Regions from separate parts of the Mus musculus genome. Here region 1 is linked to region 2. A link is a loop called in an ENCODE intact Hi-C map of the cell type or tissue named here. Cell type or tissue: heart. All regions are shown on one strand.

The links. A loop is a pair of places that touch in the nucleus more often than their neighbours do. Peaks named below come from ENCODE experiments on the same cell type or tissue, not always from the same donor. Only the 100,000 strongest peaks of a DNase experiment are listed, where the experiment ranks them.
Region 1: a loop joins it to region 2, with 4 times the contacts of the local background. A loop is called at or near these places in 2 of 42 quality-filtered maps.

The regions. Positions count from the first base shown.
Region 1 is chr4:101,176,285-101,181,284 of GRCm38, reverse strand. It overlaps Jak1 (Janus kinase 1), which reads left to right. Exons shown (of 25, transcript NM_146145.2): 7 at 1,491-1,830; 8 at 3,529-3,717. Among named protein-coding and RNA genes, the nearest start is that of Gm24468, 8.0 kb to the left of the region's middle. In heart, no CTCF peak of the experiment used is centred here; no DNase peak of the experiment used is centred here; H3K27ac peaks cover 1,273 bases.
Region 2 is chr4:101,231,858-101,236,857 of GRCm38, reverse strand. All of the region lies in intron 1 of Jak1 (Janus kinase 1), which reads left to right. Among named protein-coding and RNA genes, the nearest start is that of Jak1, 31 kb to the left of the region's middle. In heart, no CTCF peak of the experiment used is centred here; a DNase peak (open chromatin) is centred at 2,337.

The DNA of each region.
Region 1 (5,000 bases), 56 kb after region 2:
AGAAAATTTTATATAAGTGTGGGTTGAGATTAATATTTTGTCTGCTCAGTCTATCTCTGAAATTGAATCATCTTTCCACTCACCAATGAGCTGTGAGATAGCACAAGCTGCGCCGGTGGCACATGACTTGGTCCCAGCCCTTGGGAGGCAGAGGCAGAGGCAGAGGCAGAGACAGAGGCTGGACGATCTCTTGAGTTTGAGGCCACCTGGTCCACACAGGAAGTTCTAAGACAGCCAGGATTACATAATGAGACTGTGTCTCAAATAAAAAAAAATAATAAAAAAGGGCTGAAAAGAAAAGACAATCCCATTTTAAAGAGCTTATTTACAAAGGATACAGCACAATGCCAGAGCTGTGTCTCACATGCTTGAGCTCCTCGTTCCTTCCGCAGTACCACAGAACGGGGTTCACCCCCAGGTCCACCGCTCCAGTATGAAAGGAGAGTTTATGAGAGTGGTATGCACATGTCATGAGGTGATCTCCTTTTCTCTTTGTGTTGTCAGTATCCAGTCGCTCCTCAGGCAGGGGATTAGACATTTTCCAGGTCACTTTTATGTGACCTTCACTCCTTGTGTTTTATTTTTTCAGGTGGCTTAAGTTGACAACTATCCTGTAATTCTATTATATTACTTTTAAGAGAAAAACTGTACTATTTGCTAAAGATTGGTCTGAGAATTCACAGTATGCCTCAGTATTGTTATAGGGATTCTTTGGGCCAGTTTACCTTTGCTTGTCCCAGTGGACAAAATATAGAAAGAACTAAAGTAAGCCCTTGCTCTTTCAGGGGTATTAGTCCTGGTCTTTTTCAGACTATCTCCTGCCTGTTAGCACGGCGTGTGTTGAGATCTGATTGCTAGAGAGCCTGGGACAAGTAACGAAGCTTGGGGAACTTGCACAGTCACATGGGAGATACTGTTTGTATCTGACATTTGTGAGTTTTTAATCATCTTCATAAGAAATTATATAATTTTTAGCGAACAGGATGCAGACAGGCAGGCAGCGTAGAATGTGTTAATCTCCAGAGGAGATTAAGGCACAGCTTGATGCTTTTCAGAACATTCTAACTCACCCTGAAGCAATTCTCTCTATGACTGAGGATAGCCTTGAACTCCTGGTCCTCTTACCTCTACCCCAGCTCCCCAGTGCTAGGATTACAGATGTGAACATGATCCCAGTGCTCAGTTTACCCGTGCATATGAGTGTTCTAATGTGCACAGAGCCCTAAACTAGCAAGCAGAAATCTAGATGACTCAGCTTTTTTGTCTCCGTTGTGCCAGGGGCTCCAGTTCTCCTGACATTTGTGGAACTCGTGATGCCATGCACGCTCTCTGTCAGGATTGTGTCTTATCTCTTCACAGCCATTTATATCCGTGGTCCTCAGGGAATAGTCACTGTTTTCTCGTTTGCCTAAACATACAAGGAAAGTCATAGAGGCAGACTTCTAATCATTTCTTGCTAACCTGTATATATAAAAATTATTTTCTTTTAGCTACAAGCGATATATTCCAGAAACATTGAATAAATCCATCAGACAGAGGAACCTTCTTACCAGGATGCGAATAAATAATGTTTTCAAGGATTTCTTGAAGGAATTTAACAACAAGACCATCTGTGACAGCAGTGTGTCTACACATGACCTGAAGGTGAAATACCTGGCTACCTTGGAAACTTTGACAAAACATTATGGAGCTGAAATATTTGAGACTTCTATGCTACTGATTTCATCAGAAAATGAATTGAGTCGATGCCATTCGAATGACAGTGGCAATGTTCTCTATGAGGTCATGGTGACTGGAAATCTCGGGATCCAGTGGCGGCAGAAACCAAATGTAAGTGGGTGTGGGTGTCTGATCTAAAAAAGAGAATATCCAGGGTCATCAAGGGAATGTGCTGTTGAGCCTGTCAGAATCTTAACCTCACCTCGTAGGCTACATTAAATCAACTCAGCTGGAGGCCACTCATCTCTCATCACTCACAACACAACTGTGGCACAGTTGAGGCAGGAAATGAATCTAGGCAGGCTTTGACGTCATGAAATAGATAACTCCTTTGTGTTATGAAGCTTGATTGAGTGTTTTATTGTACTGGGGATCGAATCAAGGGCCATGAGGGCCATGAGCATGCTGCAGACCCCTCCCGCACTTTTACTTGTAATTACAGTGCTGGGAATCAAATCTAGGGCCTGATGATTAGGCAAGTGATCTGCTGCTGAGTGACATCTGCAGCCCTTTGTCTTTGTCAAATGAGGTAATAACATGAGTTGAAATCTAAGGAGGCATGTTTAAATTTCAGCTACACTCCTTGTATTTAAATGGCCTTAGGAGGGTTATTCTACCCAAGTAGGTGCATGGGACTCATCTGTCAAATGGAGATACTGTTGTCTCTTAGTACCTGGATGCAGGTATTGGTCAGGATTCTGTGTAGGGACCAAAATCTGCCTATGCTCAGGTCTCATAGGTAATGATACAGTATTTTTATGCAACCTGTACATCCTTCTGTATACACTTGTTTTTTCCAGGTTGCCTTATAATACCTAACATTATGTAAATGCTACATAAATACTTACACTGCACTATTTGGGGAATAATGACAATAAAAGAGTCTGTGGAACATACAAAATATTACAGGCCTGACATTTTGCTCATTGGCTGTTGAATCTGTGCACACACACTTGGAGGACGTGGAACCCAAGAAATCAATTGGCTGACTGCAGTTACTATATCTGATTCATATGGTTGTTCAGAGAGCTAGATGGTGTGTTGACACCAAACCTGGCTAATAATAACAACTGTTGTCTGAATTACTGTAGCTGCATAGTTATTACTACAAGTAATATTAAATATAAGATTAATTTTCTCCTCCTGCTTTATTCTCATGCTAAAATAACAATACCAAGTTACCAAGTACTTTCTGCATAGTAATTAACATATAGATAGGCATGTGTCTAATCTCATGAAGAGTGACATTAAAAGTTGATATTTTATGGCTGGGAAATGGTGGCTCAGAGATGTCAGGGAGTTAATGTGGAAGCTGTCATGCAGAGCTCATGCTAGTCAGCTAGATAACTTTGTGCACGTATGTACTCTTTAGGGTGTCAGTTGTTGAGATGAGTTCCTATCATCTCTTGAAGCCTCACTTAGGCACTAGTCTAAAGTGAAAACATGGGTAGCAGGAGGAGCTTGGGTTTTGACCATTTGATGTATTTGGGAAGATCTGCTGTCTGGCTGGGCACAGTCAGTCTGGAGTTGAGGAGGCCTGCGGCTGGTACACATCCATTAAGCCCTCTCCGGCATCAGCATGCACACTATAAATCATGCACCGTGCTCATCAAGGACTCTTGGAGAACCAAATCCCAGGATTCTCTGGTGTTTGTAAGCCCATGATTCCCTGCATTTCTCTGACTTCAGGCATGCTGGCTTTCTCTTCTTTGGGCCTTTGCCCTATATGAAATTGCTAGAAGCACTGACCTTTTGCCAACAGAAAATGAGAAAGCTAACTAAATCCTGTCACTTTTGTTATCTTATCAGGTTGTTCCTGTTGAAAAGGAAAAAAATAAACTGAAGCGGAAAAAACTGGAATATAATAAACACAAGAAGGATGATGAGAGAAACAAACTCCGGGAAGAGTGGAACAATTTTTCCTATTTCCCTGAAATCACCCACATTGTAATAAAGGAGTCTGTGGTCAGCATTAACAAACAGGACAACAAAAACATGGTAAGCTCGCTCGAGACCTGCCCAGACTGGATGTGCTGGTGAGAGACTATGTGGCACATGATTTCCAGAGTTTGCTGTCCCCAGTTAAAGCTCCTTTGATGGTCCCTTTGAAGCCAGAAGTCTCATTGCCAGCCCCTTTCAGTGTCTGCTCCAGAGTTCCACTGGCACATCCCAGGTGCTTGGCTCTTACAGATGTCCATCCGCTTTAGGGTTTGTTGACCACATAAAGACATTTCAGTGTCAGTATTTAGTTTATAAAATAAGTGAGTGGTGGGCCAGAGAGATGACCCAGCAGTTAAGAGTAATTGCTATTCTTCCAGAAGACCCCAGTTTGCAAGCCAGCATACATGTCCTGTGACTCAAAACCATTTGTAACTCCAGCTCTAGGAAATATGATGCCTTCTTCTGGCCACTGTGGGCACTTGCACATGTATGGCAGGCACATATACATTAAAAAGTGGATAAGAAGGAGAAAGAATTAGATCAGTTCTTTCTTTATTGTACCATGTTGATGTGGTAGTTGGAGGCCTGTCCTGGATAAGAGCCTCTGTTTGTGGCCCTCCCCTGGCCCTGGTACCTTATTTCTTCCCTTCAGTTGCTTCTGCTGATCTAATTCCTCCCAGACTCCACCTCCCTAGATGGTCTCTACCTCTCTGGATTCTCTTAAGAGCATAGATCCACTATACAACCAGACCCACATTCCCAATCCCAGAAATTACCAGCTGCCCATTTGTCAAGGAGCAAATAGTGGGGGAAGAGAAGGGACTCTACAAGGACAAGGTCCCAGAAAGCCCTGTGCATGCATGCACTAGGACCCTAGAGCAAAGCTGGATCCAGCACCTGGCCTCTTTGCACTGTCTGTCTGTCTGTCTGTCTATCTATCTATCTATCTATCTATCTAATTTTTTTTCTGTTCCTTCTGTCTTTCTGATGTTTGGGCCACTCTTGTGTGTCATAGATCTTTTCCTGAAGTTTATTACTATAGGCTCTGTCCATTCCCAGGCAGTTTCATACTGTTAACCATAACTTAACCTCTGATCTTAAAAGGAAAAGATGGAGCCCACAGAGGTGTGCCTGCTGAGCTGGGTAGAAGGAAGTCGCACTGGGCTCATGAGTAGGCCACAGAGCAGCCCCAGTGGTGTCAGGCTCACCCAGGGGCTCGAGGACAGCAGAGAGGGTGTTATCTCGCTTTGTCTTTTCTGGTATCACTTGAGGACACAGCTTAGACAAGCAGGCCAGCTTGGCAGGGAAAGTGGTAACTCTTCCAAGTAAACATGTTTTTG
Region 2 (5,000 bases):
CCAATTTAGGATGTGCTGCTCTACGTGGTTGTTCATACCAATCGGGTTTAACCTTGTGAAACTTCCATTTCTTTTATAAAATGTCAAGTATCAGCAATTTCATACAATTTAGCTTTGTCATATTAAGAATTCTTAAAAGGTAAAGTAGCATTTTCTAAGGAAACTAGCTCTCTACCTCTTCCTCTACCTCTTCATTTACATAGGAGATGGAGCACTCACATGTGTTAAGTGATTAAGCAACCTAATATCTTTATGGTCCTATGGGAATTTCTCCACTCATTCATTTACTCATTCATTCAAGTACTTATTTTGAGACCCTGTAACCCAGGCTGTCCCAGAACCGCTATCGGTATAGTTCAGGCTGACCTTGAACTTGAATCCCTCCCAAATGCTGGGATTACAAGTGTAACACCATACCTGGTTTTCTCCTTTTCAAAAACCACAGAGCTGCCTCTTACTCTCGCTCTAGTCTCCAAGCTGTGATGTTCCCAGCCTTTCTGTTAGGTCCTTATGTAGTTACACTTTTGAGAAGTCTTGGGGGTCTTGACAGTGACATGAGGCGCCTCATTTGACTGGATGGAAATATGAACCTACATAAAAAATGTAAGTATTTATGTTTATGCTCATGGAGAAGCCAGAGAAAGATATGGGTATCCTCCTCTATTGCTCTCAGTCTTATTCCTTTAAGATAGGATCTTTGACAGTTAGGCTGGCCTAGCTGGCTGGTGAGCTCTTTAGCTCTGCCTGTCTCTGTCTCCTAGTGTTGTACTTACATGCACAGCCATGTCTGGTTTTTGTTTGTTTTATTTTTTACATGGGTTCTGGGGATTCAAAGTTGTGTTCCTATGTTTGCAGAGCAAGCACTATCTTGTGAGACACCTTCTAGCCCCTATTTTTTTTAATCTTAAATATCTAGCATAGTATATATGCTCTTGTAATTTTTTTTGGAAATGTGTAGTTCAGAGCAGAGATAGAAACTTATTGAGCCTACTGGTAAAAATGGGTGTTCTTGCCTTGGAAGAGGAAGGTTGCTGCTTGCTCTCTCATTCTGTCTTCTGTGTGCTTGAATCCTGTCATGTCCAGGATGGAAAGAAGGGATCTGAAGATGTCTCTACCAGCCTCTTGTTGATCTCCTTAGATACTTGTAAAGACCAGGCCTGGTAGGGGCTTGGTGAATTGGACAGGCTGAGAGGTGTTCTTGGGCCACTGAGTCTTGGCCAGATCTTCTAATATCCAGGCACATGGACCGTGTTTAGGTTGTCGCTCAGGGTTCTGTCAGGTTTATTTAAGCATCATTTTTACTCTATCCCCAGCTCCCTAACCTCAGCCTCAAAGATACCTCAGCTCTTGTCAGATTCAGAAATGCTGGGTAGTCTGACTGCCACTCGGCTGAGTTGGAGGGAAAGACAGTCTGTTGGGGACCTGACTTCGAATGGGTTACAGCCTGTCTTCCTGGTTTTATCCTCTGATAGGCAGAGGATAAAGGAAAAGGTCAGAAATGATCTATGATACGTCTTTTCAGCAGTCTCCCAGGCGGTTGTTTAGGTTTCGGTCATGGGGAACAGGAGACTGGAAACCAGTTCACTGTGTGTGTGTGTGTGTGGGTGTGGGTGTGGGGGTGTGGGGGTGTGGGTGTGTGGGTGTGTGGGTGGGTGGGTGTGTGGGTGTGTGGGTGTGGGTGTGTGTGGGGGGGTGTGTGTGTGTGTGGGTGTGGGTGTGTGGGTGTGTGTGTGGGTGTGTGTGTGTGTGGGTGTGTGGGTGTGGGTGTGTGGGTGTGTGGGTGGGTGGGGCAGGATGAAGGATGTTAGGTGCATCTTCTCATTTTCATTGCCGGAGGGAACAGAGTTCACCCCCATGTCAGATGAGGACAGGGGGATCAGTATAACCTGTGCCTAGGATTAAGTTGCTGTTATAAATGGACCATAAAACTCCTGCTAGCTACTATAGCTAGTGCTGGGAACACTGGGGTTTGTACTAGTCAGTCTTCACTCACTGCTGACATGACAGTCTAAGTTACCCACTTTGAGGAAAGAAAGAAATAGGATACAGCCTCTGCATTAAGTTGGGTAGTGGTGATATGAATGTGTTTGCCACATTTCTGCAGAGACTCAGAGAAGAGAGTGTCCATGTTTTATAGGTAACTCTGGAGACTTACTCTTGCTATAGACTGATCCTTGATAGATACATCCTTGACCTGAGCTCCATCTTGTTTTGAAATGAAAATGCCAACCCTTCCCTGCTAGTGGTTTTTCCTTGCTGTTCTGTGGCCTCATTATGATGAGTCACCACAGTCACTGTTTGCAGGATGCCTGCCAGATGTTCCCAGTGTGAACACACTCTGCGCTTTCCTGCTTGGCTGTTCTCTGTGGCTCCCTGGCAGGCCCTTGCTTCCCTCCTCAAAAAGCAGTGGCACTGTAAGTGGCTTCACATATTGTGCCATTTACTGTGCTGTTTGCCAAGCAAGTTTTGTAGTTGCCAAGCTGAAGGAGATTTGGGAGGGGTCTCTGAGAATCCAGTAACCTCTTCAGAGCTGGTGATCAGGAGCAGGGACTGCTTTTGATTCCCCTCTCTTCTCCATGTGCTTTCTGCTTTCTAGGATGCCCCCGGCCCCTCCATCCCCTGTAGCCACTTCTGGGTTTTAGCCAGCATCTACCGTTCTTCATGGTGTTTAGGTCATAGTCTGTGAGTGTCCTAATTCCAGAGGGCTCCTGTATTTACAATTCTTTAGAGTATATGTATTTCTACTATATTCAGATGATCTCAAGAGGAGAGGAGTGTGGTATGTGCATCCTTTTATTCATATTCATCCCCCCCCCCACACACACACAATGTCTTCATGAGGTCCAGATTAGACTCTGGGTTCAAATTCCTGAAGGGAAGCTATGCCTTACACTGACTTGATTGCACTGTTTATAACATTAGTGATTATGGGGAGGTTGGAATGTTTCAGGCCCAGAGCCTACAGTTTGTCTTTAGTCTCCTTAATCAGCATTTATTGCTCACCTCTGTTATATCTGACCCAACATCCTTGTGACTTGTCATGTGAAACCTTTTGGGATATATTAACAGATCACAAGCTTCTACCAACCAAAAGTTAAAAATGTCATCGGATAATATCTGAGGCCTATAGCAGAGATTTCCCTTTTGGATACAACCAGCCTTCTTAGTGTGCGTACCAATGTATTTATTTATAACTTTGTTATCTTTATTTATGACTTTGTTACTGTAAAAACTTAATGAAATTATTACCTAGTTGGAACATGTAATTTGGGCTAATCAAAATCTGTGCGCTATGACTTCAAAGTCAACTTTCATTTATAGCATTAATATGAGAACTGTGTTATTTGTCAGTAGACTGAAATATGCTATGTGGTCCAGCTGGCCTTGAACTCTTGACCCTCTTGTTTCAGCCTCCTGATTATAGGCATGTCCTACCTGCCATGCTCAGCTTCCAGCAGCATCCCCTAGGAAGGAAATAGATTGCATTTTGCAGTACTAGAAATACACTATTCCCATTTTAGGCTAACTCCATCCTGCAATGGCATCAGTGACAAGAAGGTCCTCAGGGCTAGAGTTAATCCTGCAGGCCTGTGTTCAAGCTCCTGTGAGGGGCCAGCAGCATCATACTGCCCATGTCATTGAGGGAGGCTGAGGGGAGGGCCTCAGGTAGAGAGGTGGTGTCCCCAGCAGTGTGCACGTCCTCAGAAGTCTCCTCACTTCCCTGGAGCCCTACCCAGAGAACGGTGCGTCCTGTTGAGGCGAAGACTGCTCAGGGCTGAGAACTGCTGTGTTCAGGAACGGTTTTCCTGAGCTGTAGATTGTTCACATCTGATACCTTGATGCTGACTTTTGTTGCTCTAGATAGCTTCCTGGAATCTAAGAATCCAGAAGTTCAAAGCCACTCTGAGGAAGGGAGCTCTGTGTTCTGCTACACCAGGAAAGGGGAGGGGGTACATTTTCTTAGCTGTGGGAATTTCAAGAAGCTTGGTTTCTTTGTATCTGAGTTTGCTTATTTATAGGATTGAAGTAACAGTGGTAGCCCTTTATGTGTCACTGCGTAAATGTGTAAAATGTTTGGCATGGCTAATAGTGCAGTTTTAATTATATTTATTTGCATGTATGCGCATACGTGTGTGAGTGCTCACACACAGGAACATGCACTCTCACAAACATGAGCATGCACGAGCACACAGTCTTTATATTTTTCCATGGCTGCAGGCTGTATCAGCAATGGCTTTTGACTTTTAGCAGGGATAAAGAGCTTTGAGTTCATGGTGGATGTGCTAGCTAGTTTTATGTCAACCTCACACAAGCTAGGGTTATCTGAAAGGAAGGACCCTCAATTGAGAAAATGCCTCTGTAAGATCCACCTGTTGGGCATTTCTTAATTAGTGATCGATTCCCAACACATTGTGAGTTTGTGGCTCTGGGTTCTATAAGCAATCAGACTGAGCAAGCCATTGGGGCAAGCCAGTAAGCAGCCCCCCTCCATGGCCTCTGCATCAGCTCCTGTCTTCTGGTTCCTATGCTGCTTGAGTTCCTGCTCTCACTTTATTGCTTTTGATGATGAGCTGTTCTGTGGAATGGAGTGAAATAAACCTTTTCCTCCCCAGGTTGCTTTTGATCATGGCGTCTCATCCTAGTATTAGTAACCCTGACTAAGGTGGACATGCTCTCTTATTTCCTTTGTGTTACCCTCAGGATGTTACCGTGGGAGAGTAGAGTAGTCAGAAGTCCTCAGAGATGCCTTGGAGATTGTTTGATGCTGGACAGATGATTTCACCGTTGTATACATTTAAAAAGCAGAGGAGCATTAGTTAATATTGGAAGTAGCTGAGCAGCTTGTTCTGTCTCTGCATCTTCTGCAAGCCTTCAGAATACACGCTGGAGGGAAGCTTAGCAAACACGTTGCCTGTTGTAGTGGCACGTCCAGCTTAAGTAGCTTTTGTTAGCTGCAAAACCAGTGAGTCAAGCTGAACACACTTAGCTATGTAAGTAGC